3 separate regions of the Homo sapiens genome follow, and all the other regions are linked to region 2. A link is a contact called in ENCODE Hi-C or POLR2A ChIA-PET data. All regions are on one chromosome and are shown on one strand. The core of a region is the stretch at or near the end of the contact, and the rest is flanking DNA. Distances in the headings are between cores, read along the strand shown.

Evidence for each region. A loop is a pair of places that touch in the nucleus more often than their neighbours do. ChIA-PET counts read pairs that join two places held with the same protein, here RNA polymerase II (POLR2A). Pooled maps may share reads with other maps.
Region 1: a pooled map shows a loop between it and region 2 (2.3-fold over the local background). The contact joins the promoter of NEMF here to the enhancer-like site in region 2. A Hi-C loop is called at or near these places in 2 of 50 pooled maps. POLR2A ChIA-PET finds 5 or more read pairs at or near these places in 2 of 52 experiments (OCI-LY7 and activated CD4-positive, alpha-beta T cell).
Region 3: a pooled map shows a loop between it and region 2 (2.8-fold over the local background). The contact joins the promoter of DNAAF2 here to the enhancer-like site in region 2. A Hi-C loop is called at or near these places in 1 of 50 pooled maps. POLR2A ChIA-PET finds 5 or more read pairs at or near these places in 2 of 52 experiments (H1 and Panc1).

What each region holds. Positions count from the first base shown.
Region 1 is chr14:49,850,652-49,854,743 of GRCh38, forward strand. NEMF (nuclear export mediator factor) reads right to left here and starts at 2,137. Exons shown (of 33, transcript NM_004713.6): 1 at 2,044-2,137; 2 at 1,156-1,224; 3 at 912-1,014. The coding sequence starts at 2,102. It also overlaps RN7SL3. RefSeq lists an enhancer at 2,144-2,383 and a silencer at 3,187-3,246.
Region 2 is chr14:50,858,730-50,863,136 of GRCh38, forward strand. No RefSeq gene overlaps it. Among named protein-coding and RNA genes, the nearest start is that of ABHD12B, 11 kb to the right of the region's middle. Within about 2 kb of position 1,347, at least 25 of the 41 ENCODE cell types and tissues checked have a DNase peak (open chromatin) inside an H3K27ac peak, as active enhancers do; they include OCI-LY7, where a contact is called at or near this core.
Region 3 is chr14:49,633,908-49,637,829 of GRCh38, forward strand. It overlaps DNAAF2 (dynein axonemal assembly factor 2), which reads right to left and starts at 1,337. Exons shown (of 3, transcript NM_018139.3): 1 at 1-1,337. The coding sequence starts at 1,242. RefSeq lists silencers at 1-168, 439-678, 909-958 and enhancers at 169-408, 221-981.

The DNA.
Region 1 (4,092 bases), core at 887-3,386, 1.0 Mb before region 2:
AGTAAAAACAAAACAGAAAAATAAAAAGACTTAGTAACATATTAATGTCAGTGAGTATTCCAAAAAAAAAAAAATACTGACTGGGTACAGAGGAATACGACTCACAAAAGTGAGCTCTGGAAGATAAGACTAGGAAAAAAAGGTGGGGCAGGGAGGAGAAAGAACACAGAAAGCCAAGAATGTTAGGCTATAGAATATGGATTTAGAAATCAGGAAACCATAAAAGGTGAGGTAACTAATGAAAATTATACTTTAAAAAAATTAATGTTGGGCCAGGCGCGGTGGCTCATGCCTGTAATCCCAGCACTTCAGGAGGCTGAGGCTGGCGGATCACCTGAGGTCACGCATTTGAGATCAGACTGGCCAACATGGTGAAACCCCATCTCTACTAAAAATAGAGAAATTAGCCGGGTCTGGTGGCACACGCCTGTAATCCCAGCTACTGAGGAGGCTGAGGCAAGAGAATCACTTGAACCTGGGAGGCAGAGGTTGCAGTGAGCCAAGACTGTGCCACTGCACTCCAGCCTGGGTGACAGAGCGAGACTCCTTCTCAAAAACGAACAAAAAAACAAACAAACAAAAACAAAAAAATTAACGTTGGTCTAATTTAGAATTGTTTTGATGCAGAGAAGTGAATTACAGTTAAGGAACTGTAAGGCTGAATGTGATAAAAGCTTGAACTCTAATAGTGACTGTGGAAACAGAAGATCTGGAGCAGAACAGGATGTGAAAGGTAATGGGGAGAAATCAATTAATAAATATTCACTTTATTCAACCCATTATCTGTCAACCACTCCCTTTACCTTCATTTTATCTGCACTTTATTCGTAACAGTGAAGGAAACCCCAATTAAAAACTTAATTGTTAGTGAGCAATCTCTTAAAATTTAGCTTCAAGCGTAACAAGTTTACCTTCATGGCAAAACTAGACGGCATCATATTCTTAGGCCACTCAAATTCTGTTGTATGAATTCGTATGCCAGATTCAAGTAAAAGTGTAGCTTTAAAGTCCGGTCTGTAGAAGAAAAAAGTCGAATTTTTCTTTAGGGTATATGCCAAAGCTAATTGCTAAACAGGCTTAAAATGTAGGTTAAAAAAAATCAGTAATCTCATACTTAATTGTCAAAGAGAAAATAAGCCTATAAAATGTTCTTACTTTTGAAGACGAATAAGGTATGTCTTATTATCCACATCATAAACATTGTTTACTCTCATTCCTAGCAAGCTGCAAAGATAAAGGAAACATGTAACATGTTACACTATTGTCTGAAACATAAAACTACACATAATTTAATAAAAGCTTCGAAAGAGCGGATCTCAGTCTCTAAGGATATGGAGTCAGCCGAGGAGCAGAGTCTGAAAGCCATTTGGAGATTCAGTTCAAAACTTAAGAGTAACGATTTAAAAACAGAAGTGGTCTATCAGCTCTAGGAACAACACACTATAGCTTGCGTCTTCCAAATGACCCAATTTTGGGGGAGAAATACAGTAAAATATAATCCAATTAATTTATTACAAGGGAGAAAAAAAAAAGATAAAAGAGGGCCCCGAAAATATGACAAAGCTCACAGGGCTGAATAATAGAATCCAGACTAGAATCCAGATCTCAGTCCAAATCTGCTCAATCCAGCTAAAACCGCGATGCTCTCTCTCTCTCTGGGGTGAGGGGAGGGAGGTGTTCAAGAAACCAAGCCCCCAGTCTGGAAACCTCTGAAGCAAACGACCACTCTGGCGTCTCGTGTTTTAACAAACGTTTCCTGCCCAACCCGGACAACCCAGGCCAACAATGCAAGAGCTTCGCGCTAGCGGGGCAAGCCAGAGAGCTGGGAGGACGCGGGGGATGGGGCACGAGGTGCCTGGGACCCCCAGGGGTATCCTAAGGGTCACGGGAAAGACACCACACGCCTGCCCACTCAGGCCTAGGCAGGTCCATAGACGCACTAGGAAATAAGGAAACATATCAAGCTGGTCTGTTTGCGCCATGGGACTCCGGCCTCTGCCTCCTGCACTCCCCACACGAGCCTCGTCACTTAGGGTACTGTACCTAGCATTCAGCTCCGCGAGTACGGCGCGGAGGTCAATGGTGCTAAAGCGGCTCTTCATGGCGAGGCCCGAGGGTCACTACCGCAAGTTCCTCTACTGCCCGGCCGGACTCGACGCCACTTCTCCTCCGCGCAGGCGCACTTGGCGGAGCTCTACGGCCGCGCAGAAGACCCAATATTCCTCGAGGCGAACGTATTTGTGTCGCTTTTCTGAAGATTTCGATTGTCAAGTTGCAGCTGACTCTCTTCATTGTACCAAAATTCAAATTCGAATAAAGATTCAAACTGTTCTCTTGAAACTGCATTCCTTCCTGGAACCCTTACGGACCAGTCTGGTTACCGTGCCCCATTGTGTCTTGGGCTCAAGTCAGCCTTCATAGTGACCCCTGCTGGTCGAAACAATTTTCGAGATGATTATCAGGAGTATTTCCCCACAGGGGGGCCGTAGGGCTCAGTGTAGAAGAGCAAGGACCCCTTTCTGCGCGCTTACTTTGACATAAGATTTTGAAATGTAACGAAACGGAACTGCTTCGGTCCTTCTAAGATTATCCTCAACGATCGAGGCGAACTCTCAAAACGGAGTTCCTATTTTGATGGGTCCTGCTCTCGGAAGGAGCATTCTGCAATTGATTACAGGATTCTCATCGAACCTCGGTCTTGGTACCCCTGAGACTCACCGCAGTACCTGGTGTACAATCGGTGCTCCATAAACACTTGGCAGCATGAATGTGCAAGTGTTTAGCTAGATAATGGTGAAATAAGATAAAAATAAAAACAAGAAGATTCCCAATGGGGGTGGGGTGGGAGGGGGGATTCACAGTGTAGTGAGGAAAATAGTCCTGTAAGAATGTAAATTCTGCATTTCTTTTGTCTTAGGATAGATGCATGGGAAGAAAGGCTACTTTATAAGGTGAGAACTCAAAAGAGGCAGGGTCTCACTATGTTGCCCAGGCTGGAGTGCAGTGGCTATTCACAGGCGCAATCCCACTACTGATCAGCACGGGAGTTTTGACCTGCTCCGTTTCCGACCTGGGCCGGTTCACCCCTCCTTAGGCAACCTGGTGGTCCCCCGCTCCCGGGAGGTCACCATATTGATGCCGAACTCAGTGCGGACACCCGATCGGCATAGCGCACTACAGCCCAGAACTCCTGAACTCAAGGGATCCTCCAGCCTCAGCCTCCCGAGTAGCTGGGACTACAGGCACGCGCCACCGCGCCCGGCGCTCGGCGTCGCTGCAAAAGAGCTGCTAGAGGCTTGCAGGCTACACATGGTAGCAACCAGAATTCCTACCACCAGAAGGCGACTCTAAACAGAAAGGGCGCCGCTGCTATTTCAGAACTGGTACCAGTAGATGCAAAAATGGCTATAGCACATACTGCACAGCATTACTGTCATACGGTACAGTAAACCATACAGAATGGCCCAAAATATGAAAGCATTGGGGAGAAGGTGGAGAACAGGGAACTTTTGTATGCTGTTGATGGGAATGTAAATTAGTAGAGCCATTGTGCAAAACAGTATAAAGGCTCCTCACAAAATTAAGAATAGAATTACCATGTGATCTAGCAACAACATCACTATCCTGAAGATATATGTTCATGTTCATTGCAGCATTATTCACAATAGCCAAGATATAGGGATAATCTACTTTTCATCAATGGATGAACGGATAATGAGTGCAAATATATATGTACACACACACACACACACACATACATACATACAGTGGAATATTATTCAGCTTTCAAAAAAGAAATAAATCTTGCTGTTTGCAACTGGCATGGATTTAACAACATGGATGAACCTGGAGGACATTATGCTAAGTGAAATAAGCCAGACATAAAAAGACAAATACTGCATGATCTCACTTATACGTGGAATCTAGAAGTTTCTCATAGAAACAGACAGCAGAAATGTGGTTTCCAGGACTTGGGATGTAGGGGAAATGGGAAGATACTGGTCAAAATGCACAAACTTTCGGTTGTAAGTAGAGTAAGTTATGGAGACTTAATGTACAACATGCTGATTATAGTTCATAGTAATGTATTGT
Region 2 (4,407 bases), core at 97-2,596:
CAATAGTCCTGACTTTAGTTAGAGCTGTCCTCTTTCCTTTATTTTTTACATTACAAAATAATTCATTTCCATCCTGGCATGGTGGCTTGCACCTGTAGTCCCAGCTACTGGGGAGGCCAAGGTGGAAGGATCAGTTGAGCCCAGGAATTCTAAGTGACAAAGAGCTATGACTGCACCACTGCACTTCAGCCTGGGCAACAGAGTGAGACCCCCATCTTTAAAAAAATAAAAGTTGCACAATTAAAGAAATAAATACAATAAATTCATTTCTTGGGAAAAGATTAAACAATACAAAAGTGTGGAAAATAAAAAGCAAAACTGTATAAATAAAAAGCCTTATTTCCCTGATCCTAGTCCCCAGAGATAGTCCCTGTCTCAGTGTGGATTTTAAATACGCATATGGAGGGTCAAAGTTACAAATCCAATATGGCATCGGAAATGTAAAATTATGCCTAGACTTGTCTAGAGAGTCGAGCTGGATGGAAATGCTACAATAAATGCACATTTCTTTTGTAGTGGAAGAAATAAGCTATCTAGAATACAATACATACAAGGAACTCTTTTGATCAGGGAGGGCCTGAGGTTCAGGAGTGGCTGTGCAGTTTGACTCCTGGCTCTGAGCTTTCTCACTGGCTACTCAACAGGTCACTGCCAGGTAGTGTCCCACACCCAGACAGAGGGGTAACCAACCACCCAGTGCAATGAGGCTGCCCATCCTGGGGGAGCTGGATTGTTTGGTTTTAAAATGCCTGGGCTGGAAGTGCATGCTGGGATGGGGGGAAGCAAGCTGACCCGGGGCTGAGCAGGAAGGGCCCAGGAGCCTGCCTGGGAGCTCACCCCTCCCCAACCCTTCTCTTTAAAGCCACCATCATTCTTCCAACTTGTCAAGCCACACCAAGGCCAAGGGAAGCACAGCACCGGTAGGCTAGGGCTTTGGAAAGCAGAGGCAACAGCTGTGCGAGGGGAAAGCTCCGGGCAGGAGGCAGCCCTGGCTGAGTCTAAAAATAAAACCCGGCCTGACAGCCTGACAAAGGGGCTCTTGTCAGGCGCAGCAAGAGGGGCTGTCCTGGCCGCCCTTGTGAGGCTGTTCTGGGGCCATGTGGGGAATCCCTCCCTTTCTGCCTTTGGGGTGTCATTCTCCAACGGCCTCTTCAGGTGGACCAGGCTGTCCTCAGTAAACAAGCCGCCTCAGCTGGGGGTTTAAAGATGGATCGGCCGCGCCACTGCACTCCAGCCTGGGCGACATAGCGAGTATCCGTCTCAAAAAAAAAAAAAAAAAAAAAAAAAAAAAAGATGGATCGGCTGTGGTACCTTTGTGTACAGACTCTCCTGTCTGCAGTGAAAGTGAAACCGGGTACACGCCCATCTTGCTCTTCAGAGATGGGCGATCTGCCTGTGCCATACTAGAACAGCAGCTCCAGATAGGCAGGGATGAAACACATCCGTCTTTGGGAAGGAAGAAGGAGTGCCGCTGTGTTTCCCCATTTTATAAAAAGGAGCCCTTGGAACCGATTTGCTCTCAAGATGTTGTCAGCTCCAGGCCAAAGTGGGCTCCCCACAAAGGCAGTCCTTTTACTCTCTGCACCGCACAGAGCTCGTTTTCTGAGCCTGTGGGGTGGGAATATCCCGCCTGTGCTCCCCGGGTTTCAACTCGGCTGGTCAGGAGGAAGTTTCTCAGCTTTAAAATGATCAAATTCCTCAACGGATTGAAAAAAAAATGTCAATAGAAAAAGCAAAAACATCAGGGAAATTAGAAAATTAAGCACTAATGAGGAGCAGGAAACATCTGCTAGAAGGAATTCCTCTAGTATTTAATTTTAAAGGTTTTAAAAATGTGTATCTTTTTGGTGTAAATAATTTTAAAACAGAGCTAGCCGGCATCTCAATCTCTAGATTCAAACTTTCTGGCTCCAAGGTGTCACCATTGTTTGTGCTGCTCATCAGCTCACTGCTGCCCCCGCGTGTCTGATCTAAAAATCACAACACAGAGCTTGTTATCAATTTTATGCTTTGCAAATAAATGGAGAAAAGTCCCACCCACCCCCGCCCCCAACCTATTAGCTCCCATGACAACAAACGGTATAGAATGAAAGCAATGTTTTAGCTTGTTAGTGACAGCTGCATAACCCAGGTGAATTTTCAACAAGTCTTTCATTCGAGAAGATATCATTAGATTACTTTTTTTTTTTTTTTTTGCAATTCATTGAGCCTTTGCTGAAAGGATAAATTTAATTCTTAGAGGGAGTGGTTATGGTTATATTAGTGATGTAAGTCTTACTAATGATATCCTCTTCCTGAGAAACTACATGAGTTACTTATTGACCTGCATTAGAGTTTATTTTATAACATTACATAAAAACCCTACATTTAAGATGATTGAAAGTTTGCTTTCAATCACAAAGAGTCTGTGATGTGAGAGAATTTCTGACATAAGGCTCAAACATTAACCAAAGGGCAGCTTCTTTGTGTTCACCTGGTACCTTTGTCTGTAGTGAGCAGATTGGATCACTGTTTTGATGTGAAACTAGTCTGCCTCTGTGATTTCTACTGAGGACCAATTTTTCCTATTTCTTGCTCATCTATGTAGTTTATCTGAGCCACTTTTTGCTTTATAAAAACTGGGACCACACAGAATATCATGCTGCTCTAGAGGCAATTTGGAAAGTGCCTTCCATCCTGAATAGATCAGGGGGACTGCTTCTTTATGCAGAAAGGACACAGTCCCCTCTTCAACATTACCTGTATGGAAGAAATGGCCACTTGTTCCCAATACTCACACCAGAATCTTCCTATATATACTTTAGTGAGACTTCCCAAAGTCATCCACTAAAACCTGAATGCCATTTATGGATCTTAATGATCTTTCACTGTTCAATCTAAAAACAGCTCTGGAAGAGAGGGCTGAGGCTTTACCTCCTACCAAAGCAATCAAACAAGTCTGGTTAAAGTCAGTGCCCACATAGGGCCTATGGGGGCAGATTCTTTTAGATCCAACCCCAGTGTACTCCCAAAGGAAAGCTGTGAAGGGCATGGTCTGAATGGGCAGCTGATATTACTGTAAGAAGAGCACTTGGTAGAATGTTCATCATGTCTTGGAATTTTTTCAGTCACCTGTGTGAGGTTCCTGTGAACTAGGTTAAGACCAGCTTTACCACTCTGCAAGGTAAGGCAGAGATTATGGGTCACAAAATGAGATACAAGTTCAGTATTTCTTGGCTATTGACATTGCTCTGACCAAGTCTTCCCTGTGTTTCTAGTAACATTCCAGGTTCAGCACATCTACAGACATTTAACCCTAAGAGGCAAGGTGCCTATCAATGTCTGGAAAGGCAGCTGACAACCTTGGCAGCAGGGACTTGAGAATTTCTACATAGGAGGAGTGCTGAGGTGACTGGAGAGAATGCCTTGAGGTTGCATTTGCATTCAAGCACACTGTTTTCTATTGTGTATTTATTACGGGCGGCTCTGAGGGTCGCTGTTGGAGCTGCCCATTGGAACTGTCATTGAAGAGAATTCAGTTGGTCATTCTTTCAGTTTTTCAAACAATAGGCTCATTCTAAATATAGAAACATGGTGTGAAGAGTTTATTCAGCCTAAGTTGAAGTCTGTTCAACAGACCAGGGGATCTATGGTTGTGTAACAGTTTTAGAAATCTGAGTAGGGAGACGCCTGCAATGCCTGCAAGTCTTCAGGCTTGTCAGTTCAGCCTGGAGAGGTCCCCTTCTCTAAGTACTCTCAGGAGGGAAGAAGCAGAGGTCCTGGAGTCCAAGCCTGCCTTAACCTTGTGTCTTTACCTTTGCCACTGACCCCTGCCATGTCCATTCTCCTGACCACCATCCAGTTGGGACCATGCTACTTAATTGCTGTATGTGTGTCTGTAGAGGAGTGGAGGTGACTGAGGACCTAGTGGGAGTTATTGAAGCTATAGAATAAATACAGCACATCTTCTTGGAATGTTGATTTTACTCAAAGCTTAGGAACATGTACAGTTTTATTAAAATAAATGACAATATATCATAGAGTGTGAATTTGTTGGGATTAAATTCGGCTATAAGTAACAGAAAAATCCAAAGTAACAGTGGCTTAAGAAAATGGACATTTCTGTTTTCCTCATACTGACAAGTTTGAGAGGGCTGGTATGGCCATCCACAGGGTCAAAGACACAGCTCCTCTGTCTTGTTGTTTTGCCTTGAGTAGCTTCCATACTCAAAGATATCTCCTGGGACAAGATAGCTGCCAGAGAAGGAGCCTTTAAATTTGTGTTCCAGACAGCAGGAAGGAGGAAAGGATTTACCTTTAGGGAGGCTTCTGAGAAGTCATATATATCACTTCCTTTATGTCACATGGCTACAACTATTTGCAAGAGAGAGTTGGAGAAGTGGTCTTTATTGGAGGCAGGTGTTTGCT
Region 3 (3,922 bases), core at 87-2,586, 1.2 Mb before region 2:
GGTGGTGACCCCGGAGCCCGCAGCCCCAGCCACGCAGGTATCGTGGCCTCCGTCCTCCGCGCGACTCCTCGCGGGTCCCGCCTCCCCCTCGCGAGCGGAAGCGCAGGCCTGGCCGTCAGTTCCGGACCGGTCCGCGGACTCTTCCGGCGCGGCGGCGGCGACGGCGACAGCGGGCTCCCGGCGCGCGGCCGGCAGCACCACTGGCAGCGTAACCACCAGCTGCCGCCGGGCCTTGTTGAATTGTGCCTTGCCGCGGCCATCGTCCACTGGGTACGGGAGCGAGAGCCGCAGCCGGTAGTCAGGTTTCCTCGAGTCGAGGCACAGCAGCTTTCTCGTTACCTCCAGCGCCGCCTGCTCGGCCGAGCGCAACAGCGGCAGTTCGATGGTGATCACCAGCTCATGGGGCACGGGGCTCGGGGCTGAGTCCCTGGAGCAGCGGTAATCCTGGAGGTCCACGTGGTGGCGCTGCACCACGCTGTAGCGAGGCTCGGTGGGGGCGGGCTGCAAGGCCGCTTCCGGAGGGGAGGGCGCCCGGGGCCCGGGGGCTGCCGGGTACTGGTAAGGGTAGGGGAAGTCCGGGAGAGGACCCTTCGGCTCCCCGTCAGGCCTTGCGGGGATGACCCCGGGCAGGGGCGTGCGCAGCACCGCAGCCTCTGGGGTCCCCTTATACTTGGCCTTCAGGGTCTTGGCATTCCTGCGGTCCAGCTTCACGCCGAACTGCTTCTCGACGGCCTCCAGGGCCGTGGCGTCCAGCATCTGGCGGAAGCCCTCGTGCCGCCGGGCCAGCGCAAGCGCGTCTGGATGGAAGACCACGTCGTAGACCATGTAGCGGCTGCTGCTGCGCCCCGCGTACTCGCGGCCGGGCGCCAGGCTGTAGGGCAGGGACCAGTGGCTGCCAGGAGCTGCGCCCCGGTCGCCACCGGAGCCGGGCCGGCTGCTGGGCGCGCCCACCAACGCGTTGCTGCAGACATTCACAAAGCAGCGCCGCGCCCCGTCCAGGCTGGTGCGCAGCACATGGCCGGGCTCCGGGTGCACGAACCGCACTTCCACCCCGCGCTCACGCTCTAGCGCGGTGATCTCCGCCTCGTAGCGCCGCCGGTTCTCCGGGTCGGTGAGCTCCTCGGCGTACTGGGAGAACATTCGCCGGAACTCCGGGTCCTGGAAGGCGGAGGTGAGCCGCTGGACCTCCTCTCCGCTCAGGTCCAAGTCCTCCAGCGACGAGGAGGCCGCCGCTTTGGCCATACTGTCCTGTGGCTCCTCGCCCTCGGGCCAAAGGCGATCAGTCTGACACTGGGTTGGGGGATCCGCCTCAGAGTTTCTGGGCAGCGTACAGTGACGCGGTGGAGGTCGGTAACGGCTGGAAAATTGAGCCTTGAGCAGCGCGTGCTTGTTGTCATAGTTACACCACTAACATTCGGGAGGAGGGGTAGAGATCATGGTGGAATAGGCCGGGCGCGGTGGCTCAGGCCTGTAATCCCAGCACTTTGGGAAGCCTAGGCGGGCGGATCACGAGGTCAGGAGATCGAGACCATCCTGGCTAACACGGTGAAACCCCGTCTCTACTAAAAATACAAAAAATTAGCCGGGCATGGTGGCGGGTGCCTGTAGTCCCAGCTACTCGGAAGGCTGAGGCAGTAGAATGGGGTGAAACCCAGGAGGCAGAGCTCTTGCGGTGAGCCAAGATCGCGCCACTGCACTCCGGCCTGGGCGACAGAGCAAGTCTCTCAAGGAAATCATGGTGGAATAGTGGAAATGCCAGAAATAGCCCTCTTAGATTCTTCAAACCAACCCACCACCGTACTTTGTTTTGTTTTGTTTTGTTTTTCTTTTTTTGAGACAGAGTCTCGCTCTGTCACCCAGGCTGGAGTGCAGTGGCGCAGTTTCGGCTCACTGCAAGCTCCACCTCCCAGGTTCACGCCACTCTCCTGCCTCAGCCTCCCGAGCAGCTGGGACTACAGGCGCCTGCCACTACGCCCAGCTAATGTTTTGTATTTTTACTAGAGACAGGGTTTCACCGTGTTAGCCAGGATGGTCTCGATCTCCTGACTTCGTGATCCGCCCGCCTCGGCCTCCCAGAGTGCTGGGATTATAGGATTACAGGCATGAGCCACCACACCAGGTCCAAAACCTTTTTTTTTTTTTTTTTTTTTTTGAGGCTGTCTCACTCTGTCACCCAGGCTGGAGTGCAGTGGTGCAGTCTTGGCTCACTGCAACCTCCGCCTCCCGGGTTCAGGCAATTCTCCCTGCCTCAGCCTCCCAGGTAGCTGGGATTACAGTGACTCACCACCACGTCCGGCTAAGTTTTGTATTTTTAGTAGGGATGGGATTTCACCATGTTGGCCAGGCTGGTCTCCCACTCTTGACCTCATGTGATCTGCCCACCTCAGCCTCCCAAAGTGCTGGGATTACAGGCATGAGCCACCGCGCCCGGCCTAAAACCTTTCTAATGTGCATATTTTTTTGACCCAAATGCCCTTAGAGTATTTGACACAATACTCTTAGAACATTCTCAAGGTGACATCATTTATGATTCTAAAGGTTTGAGAAGAATCTACAAATTCAACAATGGAACTGATTGAGCAGGTTTTGGTAGAGCCACGCAACAGAGTTTTGTGCAACCATTCAAAATGATCATATGGAAGTATATTTATTTACTGGAGTAATTATTTATTCATTGGTAATTGGTCAATTCAGTGATCATTTTTCTATTCTCAGCAACATTTAACACAGTTGATGTTGGCATTACCTCAGTGACAAGACACTTTCCAGATTTCTCTTCTGTCTCATCACTCTCATAGTTTTGCTCTGTAGGTATCTACTTCTTTTCAACTTCTACATGGAAATGCCCCAAAACTGGGACCCAATCTCTTACCCATCTATACTCTCCTTCAGAAATATATTTACACTCACAAATACTTGTCTTAGACTCAGATTTTACACTCCTATATCCAGCTGCACGTTTGAGGTGTCCATTTGAGTGATTAATGCATAAGCTACTCAGGCTTGAAATGACCAAGATCAGAACTCCTGAATCCTCTTTTCCCAAACCACTGCCTTATCTTATGGTCTCTTGGAAGCATTCAAAGCAGTTGACTGCCCCTTCGAAACACATTTTTCTCATGTTTTGCAGAACTCCAAGCTCTCCCATTTTCCTCCTTTATGCTCCTGCCAGTTCTGCAAATGTGGGAGTTGCCCAAGGCTTTGTTCATCAGCCCTCTTACCTAATCACATTTCTTCCAAGATGTCTTATCCAAGCCCATAGTTTTAAATGCCATCTGTGTTCAAATTAGTCCTTTCAACAGATATTTATTGTGTGCTTATTGCACTTATTATATAGGTAATTAACAAAGATGTGAAGCAGTTGCATTGCTTTTTTTTTTGAGACAGAGTCTTGCTCTGTCGCCTAGACTGGGGTGCTTTGGCGCGATCTTGGCTCACTGCAACCTCCGCCTCCTGGGTTCAAACAATTCTCCTGCCTCAGCCTCCCAAGTAGCTGGGATTGCAGGCACCTACCACTGCGCCCAGCTAATTTTTGTATTTTTTAGTAGAGATGGGATTTCACCATGTTGGTCAGGCTGGTCTCCAACTCCTGAGCTCAGGTGATCCGCCCACCTCGGCTTCCCAAAGTGCTGGGATTACAGGCACAAGCCACCATGCCCAGCCAGCAATTGCACTTTCATATCCTGGGAGTATATATTGGAACACTGTTAACATAAGGCTTACGACAATGAAATTCTCCCAGATACACATTCAACAGAAACACATATCCCCACCAAAACACATGTACTACAATGTGTGTATTCATAGCGGCACTATTTCATAGTTGACAAATTCTGGAAGCAACCCAAATTCTCATTCATAGTAGAATGGATAAATGTAAATATCCACCCACACAATGCACTACTCAACAGTATAGATGAGT